Regions from separate parts of the Homo sapiens genome. Here region 1 is linked to region 2. A link is a contact called in ENCODE Hi-C data. All regions are on one chromosome and are shown on one strand. The core of a region is the stretch at or near the end of the contact, and the rest is flanking DNA. Distances in the headings are between cores, read along the strand shown.

Region 1 (6,570 bases), core at 4,040-6,539, 390 kb before region 2:
GCTGACATCTATAATCCCAGCACTTTGGGAGGCCCAGATGGGTCACCTGAGGTCAGGAGTTCAAGACCAGCCTGGCCAACATGGCAAAACCCTGTCTGTACTAAAAATACAAAAATTAGCCGGGCATGGTGTCACATGCCTGTGGTCACACCTACTTGGGAGGCTGAGGCATGAGAATCGCTTGAGCCCAGGAGGCAGAGGTTGCAGTAAGCCAAGATTGCACCACTGCACTCCAGCCTGGGCAACAGAGTGAGGCTCTGTCTCAAAATAAATAAATAAATAAATAAATAAATAAATAAATAGAATGTGCATAAAACACAAATGTGCATAATTATGCACAAAGACCTGTGTCATCACAGCTGGCCAAAAAAATAGAATATCACCCACACCCTAGAAGCACCTCATGTGTCTCCCCATCACATTCACTTCCTCCACACAGAGATAACATTATCCCCACTTTTAGGATAGTCATATCCTTGCTTGCCTAATAGTTTTACCACTTATGTATGAATCCCTAAACAATACAGTTTAGTTTTGCCTGTTTTTTAACTTTATATGAATGGAATCATATCATATATATTCTTTTATGTGTTGCTGCTTTCACTTAACATTGTAAGTTTTACCTATGCCGTGTGCAGCAGTTTATTTATTCATTCTACTATGTATGTGTCCATTCAGCTGCTGGTGGTTTGCTGTCTCCAGTTGTTGGCTATGACAAACAATGCTGTTCTGAGTATGAGCAGAGATCTTGGTGCACACATGTGTGAGTTTCTAGAAGCAGAATTGCTGGGTCATAGGGCACTTCTTTAGCTTTGTTAGATAAATACCAGATTCTTTTCAAATAGATTGTTTCCATGTACACTCCTACTAGCAGAGTGTCAGAGTCACCATTGTCTCAACACAAAATATTATCATACTTTTAAATTTTGCCATTTTGATCGAGAGTATGTAGTGTGATCTCAGTGTGACTTTCATTTGTAGTTTCCTAATTACTTGCTGAGATTGAGCACATTTACATATGTTTATTGGCCACTTGGATTTTTCTTTCATAAAGTACCTGTCTTTTTGCCCACATTTAAAATTCTATGTTTTTTTGTTTTTTGTTTTTGCTTTTTTGAGACAGAGTCTCACTCTGTAGCCCAGACTGGAGTGCAGGGGCATGATCTTGGCTCACTGCAACCTCCACCTCCCGGGTTCAAGCGATTCTTCTGCCTCAGTCTCCCAAGTAGCTGGGATTACAGGCACCCACCACCATGCCTGGCTAATTTTGTTTTTCTTTGTAGTTTTTTTAGTAGAGACGGAGTTTCACCATGTTAGCCAGGCTGGTCTCGAACTCCTGACCTCCAGAGATCCGCCTGCCTCACCTCCCAAAGTGCTGGGATTACAGGCGTGAGCCACCACACCCGGCCTAAAGTTCTATTCATAAGGCCAGGCACAGTGGCTCACACCTGTAATCTCAGCCCTTTGGGAGACTAAGCTGGGAGGATAGCTTGGGCCCAGGAATTCAAGACCAGCCTGGGCAACATAGCAAGACCCCCATCTCTATACAAAATTTAAATTTAAATTTAAAAAATCTCTACCTATAACTTACTTAAATATAACAGATAAAGAGTCCTTTATTTGTTATGCATGCTGCAATTATCTTCACTAATTCTGTGGCTTGTCTTTTTACTCTATGATGTCTTTAATTAACAAAAGGTTTTAATTTTAAAATCGACAAATGTACCTATCTTTACCCTTTTTAGTATATTGTTTAAGAAATCTCTCCCTTCATTGAAGTTAGTGTAGAAAGGAAAGAGTGAATTATTTTAAAATATGAGACTTTTTTTATTATTATACTTTAAGTTTTAGGGTACATGTGCACAACGTGCATGTATACATGTGCCATGTTAGTGTGCTGCACCCATTAACTCATCATTTAGCATTAGGTATATCTCCTAATGCTATCTCTCCCCACTCCCTGCACCCCACAACAGTCCCCACTGTGTGATGTTCCCGTTCCTATGTCCATGTGTTCTTATTGTTCAATTCCCACCTATGAGTGAGAACATGCTATGTTTGGTTTTTTGTCCTTGTGATAGTTTGCTGAGAATGATGGTTTCCAGCTTCATCCATGTCCCTACAAAGAACATGAACTCATCATTTTTTATGGTTGCATAGTATTCCATGGCATATATGTGCCACATTTTCTTAATCCAGTCTATCATTTTTGGACATTTGGGTTGGTTCCAAGTCTTTGCTATTGTGAATAGTGCCGCGATAAACATACGTGTGCATGTGTCTTTATAGCAGCATGATTTATAATCCTTTGGGTATATACCCAGTAATGGGATGACTGGGTCAAATGGTGGTGGCGCACACCTGTAGTCCCAGCTACTCAGGAGGCTAAGGCAGGAGGATCACTTGAACCTGGGAGACAGAGGTTGCAGTGAGCCAAGATCACGTCACTGCACTCTAGCCTGGCAACAGAGCAGGACTCCATCTCACCAAAAAAAAAAAGATCTTGGCTTTTATATCTTAAAGAATGTAGAACAACTTTCTCCCACCTATCCATAAATTCTAAGTACTATAGCTCTCAAAGATGCTTGAAATTATGGGCACATATTGAACCAAGAAGAAGTTCAAGTTGTCCTTGTAACTTCCTACAAAAAAATTTTTTTAATTTAATTATCAGCTGGGGGCAGTGACTCACACCAGTAATCCCAGCACTTTGGGAGGCCAAGGCAGACAGATCACCTGAGGTAAGGAGTTTGAGACCAGCCTGGCCAACACAGTGAAACCCTGTCTCTACTAAAAACACAAAAAAAAAATTAGCCAGGCATAATGGCGCACGCCTGTAGTCCCAGCTACTTGGGAGGCTGAGGCAGGAGAATCACTTGAACCCACAAGGTGGGGGTTGCGGTGAGCCAAGATCACGCCACTGCACTCCAGCCTGGGTGACAGAGCAAGACTCCATCTCAAAATAATAATAATAATAAAAAAAAGATAGTGTCAAACTATAAATAGAACTTTTTTTTAGTTTCATTTTTGTTGCTTGTTTGTTTTTACAACTAGTACTAGTCACTGTTGAACAAAACTGAATTCATTTGGGGGAATTTTAAGGCAAAGCTTTCAATGATTAATCTTTTATGTCACACTTTAATACCACGGATCATGAACTTGCTCCTGTCTCTTCTTCCGTTTGCCACACTAACATCAGGACCTGTGTGGTTTGCTTAAGTAGTCTAATTGGCCCAAGAAAAATGAACATTTGTGTTTATTTTCTTCATTATTCTCCACTATAACTTCTGAACATTATAAGGTGGAATGCTTAATTTAGGATGCTAAATAAAAATCTGGAATTTGGTAAAATAAGCTTAGACTTATCCACTAATTATAAAGTTTTCTAGTCAGAATAGAATTAAACTAACCCACATCTTCCTGTAGTCAGGGCTTCAGTGAGCTCTACAAGCAAATGTAGTCACTCTACATTTGCTTGTAGAGCTAATGCAGTATTGTAGAAAGAGTGGGAACTAGAGGAGACCCAAGACAAAGGTCTTAAAAGCTGAGTCTCAATTTCCCTATCCATAAAATAGAGAAAATGTCTGCTCTGCACACCTTAAAGGATTATCATAAGAAACAAGCATGTTAATGTACACAGAAAGGACTTGGAACGCTGAGAGCACTACAGGAGTCAAAGTTGTTTTTATTAGTTTAGTCCAAGAGATCTTCTGTTAGTGGGAAGACCCAATCTTCTTGATAGTCATGCTGTTGTCACAGCAAATCCCTCTCCCTCAAATGACATTCACATAGAATCTTCTTTGTGCTTTCTTATGAAATGCATAGAAGAAGGCAGGGAAGAGAAAAGGAAACATTTCTGAGCATCTCCTATGCTCCAGGGTCCATATCCAGGGTGTAGGAACTTTACATCTACTATCTCATTGACAATGTTCAACCACTTCTGCCTGCAGAGAACTCAGCCTGCCCTGGCTGACCTGTCCTTCATGCAGCCTGTGCCCTCGTGCTGACCACAGCACCAGGGATCATCTGCTGCCCTCAGAGATGAAGGGACTAGTCAATGTTCTCATCACTTCTCTGTAGACTGTTCTCTATACTTGTCACCAAAACAGTTTGTACTAGAACTTTTTCAGAATTTAAATTACTATCTCTAAATCAAGCATATTTTCCAAAGTTGCCTTTGTTTTCTAATACATCAAAGCATGACTGTCCATTAAAGTCTAAAACAGAACCAGAAGATTCTTAAATCCCTCTCAGGAAGATACTAAGTCACTTACTTAACTAACAGCACCTTTTGGATGAACCTTTTTGTAGGGAATAAGAGATGTGGGCTCTGTCCTCTGAAACCATCCAGGGCATTTGAAACATCCTCTCAGGTGCCATAATGACCACCAGTTTGCTAAGGGAAAAATATTCTATCCCAATTCTGTAAATAGAATTATCTCAGGAACCACTGAGAACCATAAGGGACTTACTTGCTTTACCAAATAGGCGTCCCTCTATAAGGCTTCAGACCTCTTTCCCTTAGGTCTACCGTGATTAGAGCCTCGAAACCAAAACAAGTTCCACATGGTCTCACAGCTGGTCTGAAAGTAGCAGGACCTATTTTAAATCAAAATGGCCCTCAGAAAACCAGGGACATAGAAGTTTCCGACATATCTCAAATTAAGGATCTGACTATGAGGACGTCCCCAAGAGGTAGGCAGATGCTGACCTTCCAAAGTCTTATTTGAGCATCTGGATGCTGTCTAAAGTTGTCAGCCTTTGACAAACCATCTCCATGTTTGCTGTTTTATCTCATTAGACTCCCCAAACAGCACTCCCCATAGGGCCACTGGAAGGCATTACTCGTCAGTTTCAACCGAACAGTTTTAAAGCTCGTGCTTAGGCCAGGCGAGGTGGCTCATGCCTGTAATCCTGGCACTTTGGGAGGCCGAGGCAGGTGGATCACCTGATATCAGGAGTTCAAGACCAGCCTGGCCAGCATGGTGAAACCCCATCTCTACTAAAAATACAAAAAAAAGCCAGATGTGGTGGTGTGTGCCTGTAATCCCAGCTACTTGGGACGATGAGGCAGGAGAATCCCTTGAACCCGAAAGGCAGAGGTTGCAGTGAGCCCAGATCATACCACTGCACTCCAGCCTGGGCAACAGAGTGGAGACTCCGCCTCAAAAAAAATAAAATATAAAATAAAATCAAGCTCGTGCTTAAAAAGCTTCTGCCCTTTCAGAGGCAATTCCCCTTCACACCACAGGAGGGATAGGTTTGACAGTGCTCTTGCCTCACTGAAGTAGCTGTGGAGGGTTCGCCCTCCCCTGTGCCACATGTTTCACCTCTCTGCATACTGTGTTAAATATCAAGTAGAACGCTGGCAGAGAGAATCCTATTTCAAACATACAGGCAATGATTCTCAACCCAGGATCGAGCAGTGTACTTCACACCATCTGAGGACTTTTTTCCTTGACATACACCCCTAACCCACCTACCTCCACCTCCAACCCACCGAGCCTTTGATAAGCCACCTCCTTCCTCTTTCTCCTTCTCACACTGCCTCGGGATCCGCTGGTAGAGATACTCTTTCATAATTTGGGGTTGCTGCCAGAAATTGTGTCACACTGCAGAGGGAGTAAGTAACTCCTCGCCCACATTCCAAATTCGTTTATATTTTAGACAAGTCAGGTCAGGAATAAATTGGTAAACTAAAGATGGTGAAAAATATGTGTCCTCAGCATGGCTCTAGGCAGCCTATCCAGCTAAAATTGTCCAAAACATTTAAGGACACAAGTCACATTAGAAGAATATGGTAAGGCTGGGCGCGGTGGCTCACGCTTGTAATCCCAGCACTTTGGGAGGCCGAGGTGGGCGGATCACAAGGTCAGGAGATCGAGTCCACGGTGAAACCCTGTCTCTACTAAAAATACAAAAAATGAGCCGGGCATGGTGGTGGGTGCCTGTAGTCCCAGCTACTCGGGAGGCTGAGGTAGGAAAATGGCGTGAACCCGGGAGGCGGAGCTTGCAGTGAGCCGAGGTCGTGCCACTGCACTCCAGCCTGGGCGACAGAGCGAGACTCCGTCAAAAAAAAAAAAAGAAGAAGAAGAATATGGTAAAATAGACATCAAGGATGCTTCCAGAAAATAAGCCCTTTTTGTTTCCACACTCCATACCAACAGGAACTGTTGGTGGGTTTTATTATTCAAGGAAAACAGTGAATGCCTTTGATAGTAGCAAGTATCACCAAGTAATCCCCAAGGCCTGAGAAGTCCACACTTCCAAGTCTGTCTCTTCTGGTGATGGTTCCCAAATTTACTGTGCATCAGGGCCACCTGGGCAGCCTGGTGAAATGGAGATTCCAAAAGACTGGAGTGGACCCTGGAATCAACAGGCACCTCAATGTTTGGAATGCACGGTAAAGTTTGTAAAGCCTGCCGTAGGTCAAACATCAGATCTTAGTGCATTCAGAATTGCCCCATCCACAGTTAGTGTGAAAGAACTCCCTGTAAGGTCTCCAACAATCCCTACCCCAATGCGTTCCTGCTTTCTCTTCAAGAAGAATAATTCTACCCTGATCCCTGC
Region 2 (7,228 bases), core at 1,515-4,014:
TCAAAAATTATTTGCGGAGATTTTCTCTAATCTGTGGTTTCAGGGATGGGAAAATTGGAAACACATGGATTTACTACCTCACACTCTCCCACTTCAAATGTTACACTGAGGCATTGGTACCTTCTAACCCCCTGCACTGAGAGAACCTCATGCGGCCAAAACCTTTGGTTTCTGAAGCCTAGCCAATGACATGCAAAATAGCCTTTTCTCTACCAAAAGCAAGAAAAATCTTCAGTTGAAAAATTGGGCTAATGTTGTTCAGTAAACAGTATGAATTAAAACTAGTTCAATTTGGCTTAGATTTTATACATCATCTCAACACAGAAGATTCTGATGCAAAGTGAAAAATGAAGCATATACTTGCTTTAAAAATACAGCTGTTCTGGCCTGGCATGGTGGCTGACTCCTGTAATCCCAGCACTTTGGGAGGCTGAGCCGGGAGGATCATGTGAGGCCAGGAGTTCGAGACCAGCCTGGCCAACATGGCAAAACCCTGTCTCTACTAAAAATACAAATACTAGCCAGGTATGGTGGTGTGCGTATAATCCCAGCTACTCGGGAGGCTGAGGCATGAGAATCACTTGAACCCTGGAGGCAGAGGTTGTAGTGAGTGGAAATTGTGCCACTGCATTCTAGCCTGGGTGACAGAGTGAGACTCTGTCTCAAAAAAAACAAAACAAAAACAAAAAAATCCAGCTGTTCTTCTAGTCCCAGAATTCCAGTTTGGCCTGCCTTGGAGCATCTATTTGGGAACAGGCATATGTGACCTTCCAATTCAAGACTTTGCTTCTGTTGTTGCTGCTGGGATTGGCAGGCTTCTGTGTTCTAATTACTCTTTTAAAATTCCATTTAAAATGCAATTTCATGTAAATGTGTGTTTTCACATTTAGTTTTTATAGCATTTCTTTTCTTTCCCAACTATATCAGTGATAGGTATTAACTGTAAGATGTGGTATATACAGATGAGCAAAAGAAAAAAGGAGAAAATAACTTGTAATCTAATCACTAAGACATAAATACTACTGACTTGGTCTTTTTTCTCTTACTCTTCCTCTTTATGTATGTATGTACATATTTACTTAAAATATAGACTTGCTATCTCATTGTATATGTTACTTAATGCAACAAAATTCTTTTTGCATGTTTGCCAGGTGCCAGACACTAGGCTAGGCCTTGGATATAGTTTTGTTTACTGTTTTTTTTAAATTGTCACTTAATGCTATATGATAAATATTTCTCCAAGTCTTTAAAAATTATTTGAAATGACATTTTTAATAGCTGCATAATATCCCATCATTTTGATGTGCCATATTTTATTATGTCCCTGAGATTGGACAATTAAGAAGCTTTTGGTTTTTTTTCTATAATAACCAACACCCTAATATACACCCTGAACATAAATCTTTGTGCTCATCTCTGATCATTTCCTTATAGTAATTTCCCACAAAAATTATGGGGGTAAAGAATATGAAAATAGCTATAGCTTATCTGAGGTTGCTTTTCAGTTGCTACCTTCATCTTATTCTTTCTTTGTCTCCAAAGTGACTTGATTGCCTTAAAGTGATTCTAAAATTCACATAGCATTAGAGAAACCTAGACTATGCTTTAGAAAACAGTCTATCTTCCCAAAGATACATATACCCTCTTAAAGGTGCTGTAGTATTGCCAAGATACATACACATATAATATCTTAAAGTTGCTGTATGTACCTTTTTAAAAAGAGAAAGAGTTCTAAGCTTGTTTACTTAGAAGGTCTAATAAATCAGATCATTAAAAGTGTGAGAATTGCCTGTTTATGAAAACGTGCAGTTGGTTCAAACTGGCTATATAAATCGGCCAGATTGTATGAGCCAGTCTACAGGAGCTTAGCAGTGTACAGGTCCAATTCCATTATTTGCTCAATAATAGTTTTATGCTTAGGCTCAGCGTATGAGGCTGATAATTGTGGCATGATAAGACTGCACAGTGCTCAAGTGTATAATGAGCAATGCTTAGCTGGAAGAGAGAAAATATTTATCAGTGCTTTGCTAATGAGATGTTTTTTATATCATCTAATGAGTTGGTTTTATTTTAGGTAAGGTTAAATGTGTTTAATATGTTTCATAGAGATCTTGAAATAACATGTGCTGAAATAAATTAGAAAAAAAATCAGAAAAATTCCAAGTGGGCTCTCTGGAGTAATCACCTCGTAGATATTATTTTGAAAACCAGAAAACTGGTTGGAAGATGATATGCCAAAAATAACATTGTCTACATTAAACAGACTTACTTTATAGACCGCTTGTGTAACAAGATGTATAATGCTCTCCTTTGAGAACTTCTCCTTCCTTCAGGCTAACCTTGTTTGGGTGATATACCAGACTGTGTTAGAGGGGTCATAGCTCGCTGGGTGGCTAAGCCCCTATATGTGTGAGGTAGAAGTCTTGTAGAGTCAAAATTACTCTTGAAAATCTCTTTGGAAGGTGCCACCATGGAGGCCTGTATACTATCCCTTGTGGAGGCCAACACAGCCACTTTGGCCTGCAGAGTTGGAGCCGCATTGCTGTTTCTTTGAGCACCAGATAAGAAGTTGGCTTGCATTTAGGGGCCAACTTGTATGAAAAATATGTTTCTTTAAACACTAGAATCCCAGTCAGCTCTGTGAGATGTTCACACTGTGAAAAGCTTTCTGGAATGAGATGCAGAGGAAGCTGTGGGGTCGTGTTTCCTTTTTTCTCTCTCACCGTGGGCATGTGATCACCGAGTTCCTGATTGAAGTGTGTGTTTGTGTGTGTACGTGTCCACCTCCCTTCCTTGTGGGTGTTAACTGAATTCTTTTGAGCAAAAACATGTCTGACATGACACCACTGCAGTTGCTGTGATGCAGAATTTTTACTCATGTAGAAGTTCTTCTGTGAGAGCCTGCAATAACCTTTTTGGTTAATACTCCCTATAAAAGGAGAGTGGAAGAGGCAGGGTGAACAAATGTGTTATTTTGAATGAATGTGAATGAATCATGAGCAGAGATTTATTGAGGGCCTACTATGTGCTAGCAGTTAGGGATATAGTGGTGACCACAGTGACCGAATCCCTGCCCTTCTAAAACTTATGGTCTTGGTAGATTCCTGAGAATTTGCCTTTGTCTAGGCAACAATGGACTGACTAGATAACCATTAAATACATAGGGGTTCAAATATTTAGTGCAGAAGCATTTTGGGTTCTCGAATAGGGACTGTGTGATACAAGTGGTTTCTTTGAAAATTATCCATGATCTAAGCTCACACACTTACTGGCTCATAAAAGCCAGTTTCAGAGGCCAGATGACTTTCGTGTTTGGTGCCAGTGTGCTCCCACTGGATCCCTATCTGCCTGGTTGCAAACTCTTGGCTCTAGTACTGCCTGATCTCTAGCATACTTTGATCCACCAGAAAGTCCCTCCTTGTTCCAGTTCCAAAACTCTAGCTCTGCAATATCTCCTCTCCTTCCCCCAAAGTGGTGCTGTGGGGTGTGTGTGTGTGTGTGTGTGTGAGAGAGAGAGAGACTGAGAGAGAGAGAGAGGCTCAGTGAAGGGAATTCCCGTGCATGAGCTTACTGTTGATTACTAGCCCTTCATCACCGGAGTGTTGGTCACAAACCTGAGGAGGGCAAAGTGATTGGAGTCCCGAGGTGCTTGTGTTCCTTTGGCTCTGTTGGTCTGGATCTGTCGATCACCTTTCTTGGGGCTTCTTTGTGCTGCGTCGTCTCCTGCTTGCTGCCCCCCACTATTCCTCTTCTCTGAGTTATGGTTTATAACCTGCTGCATCTCCTAATGAACACCTGGAACCTCCAAGTTGGGAAAAGAAGGAGCATCTCATGGTGCCTGGGGCAGCAGGATGGTGTGGCCCTGACTTGGCCCAAGATTCTTGTGCCCCTCGAGGTGGTACCCCTGAGAAATGTACTCATGGGATTAGCGTGATTTCACAGATGGTTAATTTTTTTAAGTTAGTTAACTAAAGACATTATTTTTCCATTGAAATGAACATGGATATCTTAAGGCAGCACTAGACTGTAAAATTCATGTGAATGTTAAGTTAAAAACGTATTTTTCAGGCAGACATGTAGGGAAAGACGTTCACTCTTGTCTTCTGTTACAGGTACTTTGGTGGAAGTACCTGGTTGATCCTGGCTCCTTGGCTAAGTTATTGAAATTTTCTGCAGAATGGGGATAGTTGGAGGATTCACTGGGATATGCAGAAAACACTGAGTGTGTGTTACTTGCCATCTCTTCCTGCTCCCCATTTCCCCACAACATCCCTGGGTTGTCTCTCACCCTGGAGGTATCCTGCTCCCTGTGTCACTGCTTCTGTGGCAGGAACTATGCCTTCCCTGCCCACGTGTGCTGGTGATGCTGCTCCTGGGTGTCCTTGGATCTGCCCAAAGGGCAACTCCTGTGATCTCCCAGAATATTGAGGGTGCAGGACCAAGGAGTCCTTAGAGAGCAGCTGCAGCCTAGGTCATGGCATAGGGGTGGGTGGGATATGATTAGAGAAGAGGCAGGGGGTCCTCCTGGCCCGCTGCCTTTTCTCGGCATGCAGGTGCACAGTGGCGTCTACATACTATGAGGGAGTGTGTGATCCCCAGGTAAACCCCACTGATGGAGCAGGACAGGACTAGCTTCTAGACACCCCCTCTCCAATACCACCAAACAGAGCACATCCTGCCCCACATGGATGCCTCTGCCCCATCAAAGGTGGCAGGAGGACATTTGCCTCTCCAGCCTCTCATTCACTGTGCTCAGTTTCTGTTTCTGACCCCCTTTGAAGCTGCCTCTCTCCATAAGGGAGGAATGATATCTGAGCCGAAGGAGGATGACACATGCCATTCCAGTCCACAACCCGTGGCCCCCTAATCTCTCCAAGACAAGATGTTCCAACAGGTGGGGGTGATCCTTCTCTCTTAAGGCCTGCCTTGCATGAGGACAATTTGCTTCCTTCCTAATCTCTGGAAGAAGGTGTTAGAGTCAGATAGGCATTGGCCTTAAGGAACATTTATTTCTGAGTGTACCAAGTGTGTCTTTGATGCTTTCCCAGAGGAACCAGCTCAGTGTAATGGGAACAGAACAAGCTTTGGCGTCAGAGAAATCTTGGTCTGGATGGGACCTCAGCCCCTCACTAGCTTTATAACATCAGTCAGGTTACTTACATTACTGAGCCTTGGTTTTCTCATCTGTAAACGGAAGATGTTAATCGTAACTCACTGTTAGGGGTGAAGAGGAAGCAATATAATGTATGAAAAGTGCTTGCCATACAGTAGTAGCTCAATAAGTGCTTCTCAACACATCTCAAGCCCAGCATTGGATTCAAGACAGTCCTTCTTAGGAGGCCTCAAATCACATTTGTTTTCTTTCTTTGTCTCCATTCGAAACACCCAACTTCCTCTTGCTGCTGTTCTTTTTTTAGGAGTCAAGAAAAAACAACCTAAGTAAACATTCTCCACTAAGGTGTGACTGAAAGATAGTCTCCTCACTCACTCAGAGGTGATTTCAACAGGGGAAACTTTAACTCAAAGGAATTTCTGTAAGACGTCTCTTAGGTAGTAGGAGTGGATTCCTGTGGTCTCTGTGCGGTTCCTGGCTTTGCCCATATTCCCCCAAGTGAGGTCTCCAAGTACCCAGTCCCCAGCAGCCCTCAACTTCTAGCCGCAGTCATATCTTCACTCCCTGTTAGGCTAAACCCTCATCTGATTCTTTGCTCCCCTGACTCACAAGACAATCTTGTGCTGTGTGCTGATACAGCATGCTTATCTGTCCATCTTAGAGAACTTAGAAGCAATGTGCTTTAGCTTTTCATGACAATTTCCATAAACTATCCTAGTTCTTAGAGGAAAATGAAGTAGTTAAATGAAAGACCAATCAACCAATGTTTAATTCTTGATGAAATTAAAAGTTAACTGATGACATAACTGGTGGATCATCCAGATTTCTCCTAAACTGGAACGGCAAATGGGCCAGCTGTTATTGACTGGTAATGATTGCCTGGACTGCTTGAGTGCTGAGGAAGAGTCTAAGGTTGTGCTTATTCAAGATGGAAAAGAGTATCATGCTTGATTAGTGATGTCTGCTAAAGGCACAGGAATGGATGTGGCAGCTCTGACTACATATTTGTCAGGCCTTTCTCCGACTCCCATCCCACCATTTCTCTGTTCATTTGCACTCCCACTTGAGAGCAGTTGGGGAATTGAAAGTGTTTTCAAGCCAGGTTTACTCTGGTAAATGATTTAGCAGGGCTGAAGCAGGATGCCAACTAAAACTTGTTTTTCATGATTATCTATAGATTTTATATTTATCCTATTCTTGGTGTACATTCACATAATTAAGAGTTGCTATGAAGTCAGAGTTTTTTTATCTCAAGGCTCATAAACAGCATCAGGATTTGGTCTATTCGAAGAAACTACTCAGAACGTCTTGTCTTTTCATCTCTGAACAGCCATGAGAATGTGAACTGTAGGCAAGGAAATGAATTGCATTCATGAATCACTTGAGCGGCACAAAGCAAAGCTTAGAGCTACCTCTAATAGTCTTGCCTGTTATATCCCCTTTGCCTTTATTCTAAATGCCTATTTTCCAGATAGCCTAATGGATGAATCACACTATGTTCTGAGAGAGGCAGACAAATAGCCTGGAGAAAATGGGGCACTTACATGGGATTTCAGGTTATTCTTCTCCAAGCTTACCATTAGAACCCATGTGAAAGCATTAAAGAGAAAGCTATTCTTTTTTTTATTTTTTATTTTTTATTTTTTTGAGACAGAGTCTCGCTCTGTCGCCCAGCCTGCAGTGCAGTGGTACAATCTCGGCTCACTGCAAGCTCTGCCTCCCAGGTTCACACCATTCTCCTGCCTCAGCCTCCCGAGTAGCTGGGACTATAGGCGCCCACCACCACGCTCGGCTAATTTTTTGTATTTTTAGTAGAGACGGGGTTTCACCATGTTAGCCAGAATGGTCTCAATCTCCTGACCTCGTGATCTGCCCTCCTCGGCCTCCCAAAGTGCTGGGATTGGGATTACAGGTGTGAGCCACACTGCTTCTGGCCAAGAAAGCTATTCTTGAAAAATAAGATACCTGGTGTGTGGCACAGCTTACCATTGCCCACTTACCTCTCTCACTGGGAACTGAACCACCTGGATATTAGAAGTTGAAGGGCTAATTGCTCTTTCTAGAAGTTTTGCTTATTATCTTCCATTCTTCCCTTAAGGTGGAAGGAGAGGTGAG

The links. A loop is a pair of places that touch in the nucleus more often than their neighbours do. Pooled maps may share reads with other maps.
Region 1: a loop to region 2 is called in a pooled map, with 2.2 times the contacts of the local background. The contact joins two enhancer-like sites. A Hi-C loop is called at or near these places in 1 of 168 maps with a recorded cell type or tissue (mammary epithelial cell), 5 of 37 single-sample maps with no recorded cell type and 3 of 50 pooled maps.

Annotation. Positions count from the first base shown.
Region 1 is chr2:197,598,473-197,605,042 of GRCh38, reverse strand. All of the region lies in intron 7 of RFTN2 (raftlin family member 2), which reads left to right. Among named protein-coding and RNA genes, the nearest start is that of RFTN2, 74 kb to the left of the region's middle. Within about 2 kb of position 5,289, at least 2 of the 41 ENCODE cell types and tissues checked have a DNase peak (open chromatin) inside an H3K27ac peak, as active enhancers do.
Region 2 is chr2:197,208,332-197,215,559 of GRCh38, reverse strand. All of the region lies in intron 1 of ANKRD44 (ankyrin repeat domain 44), which reads left to right. Among named protein-coding and RNA genes, the nearest start is that of ANKRD44-AS1, 14 kb to the right of the region's middle. RefSeq lists an enhancer at 2,529-2,768. Within about 2 kb of position 2,764, at least 9 of the 41 ENCODE cell types and tissues checked have a DNase peak (open chromatin) inside an H3K27ac peak, as active enhancers do.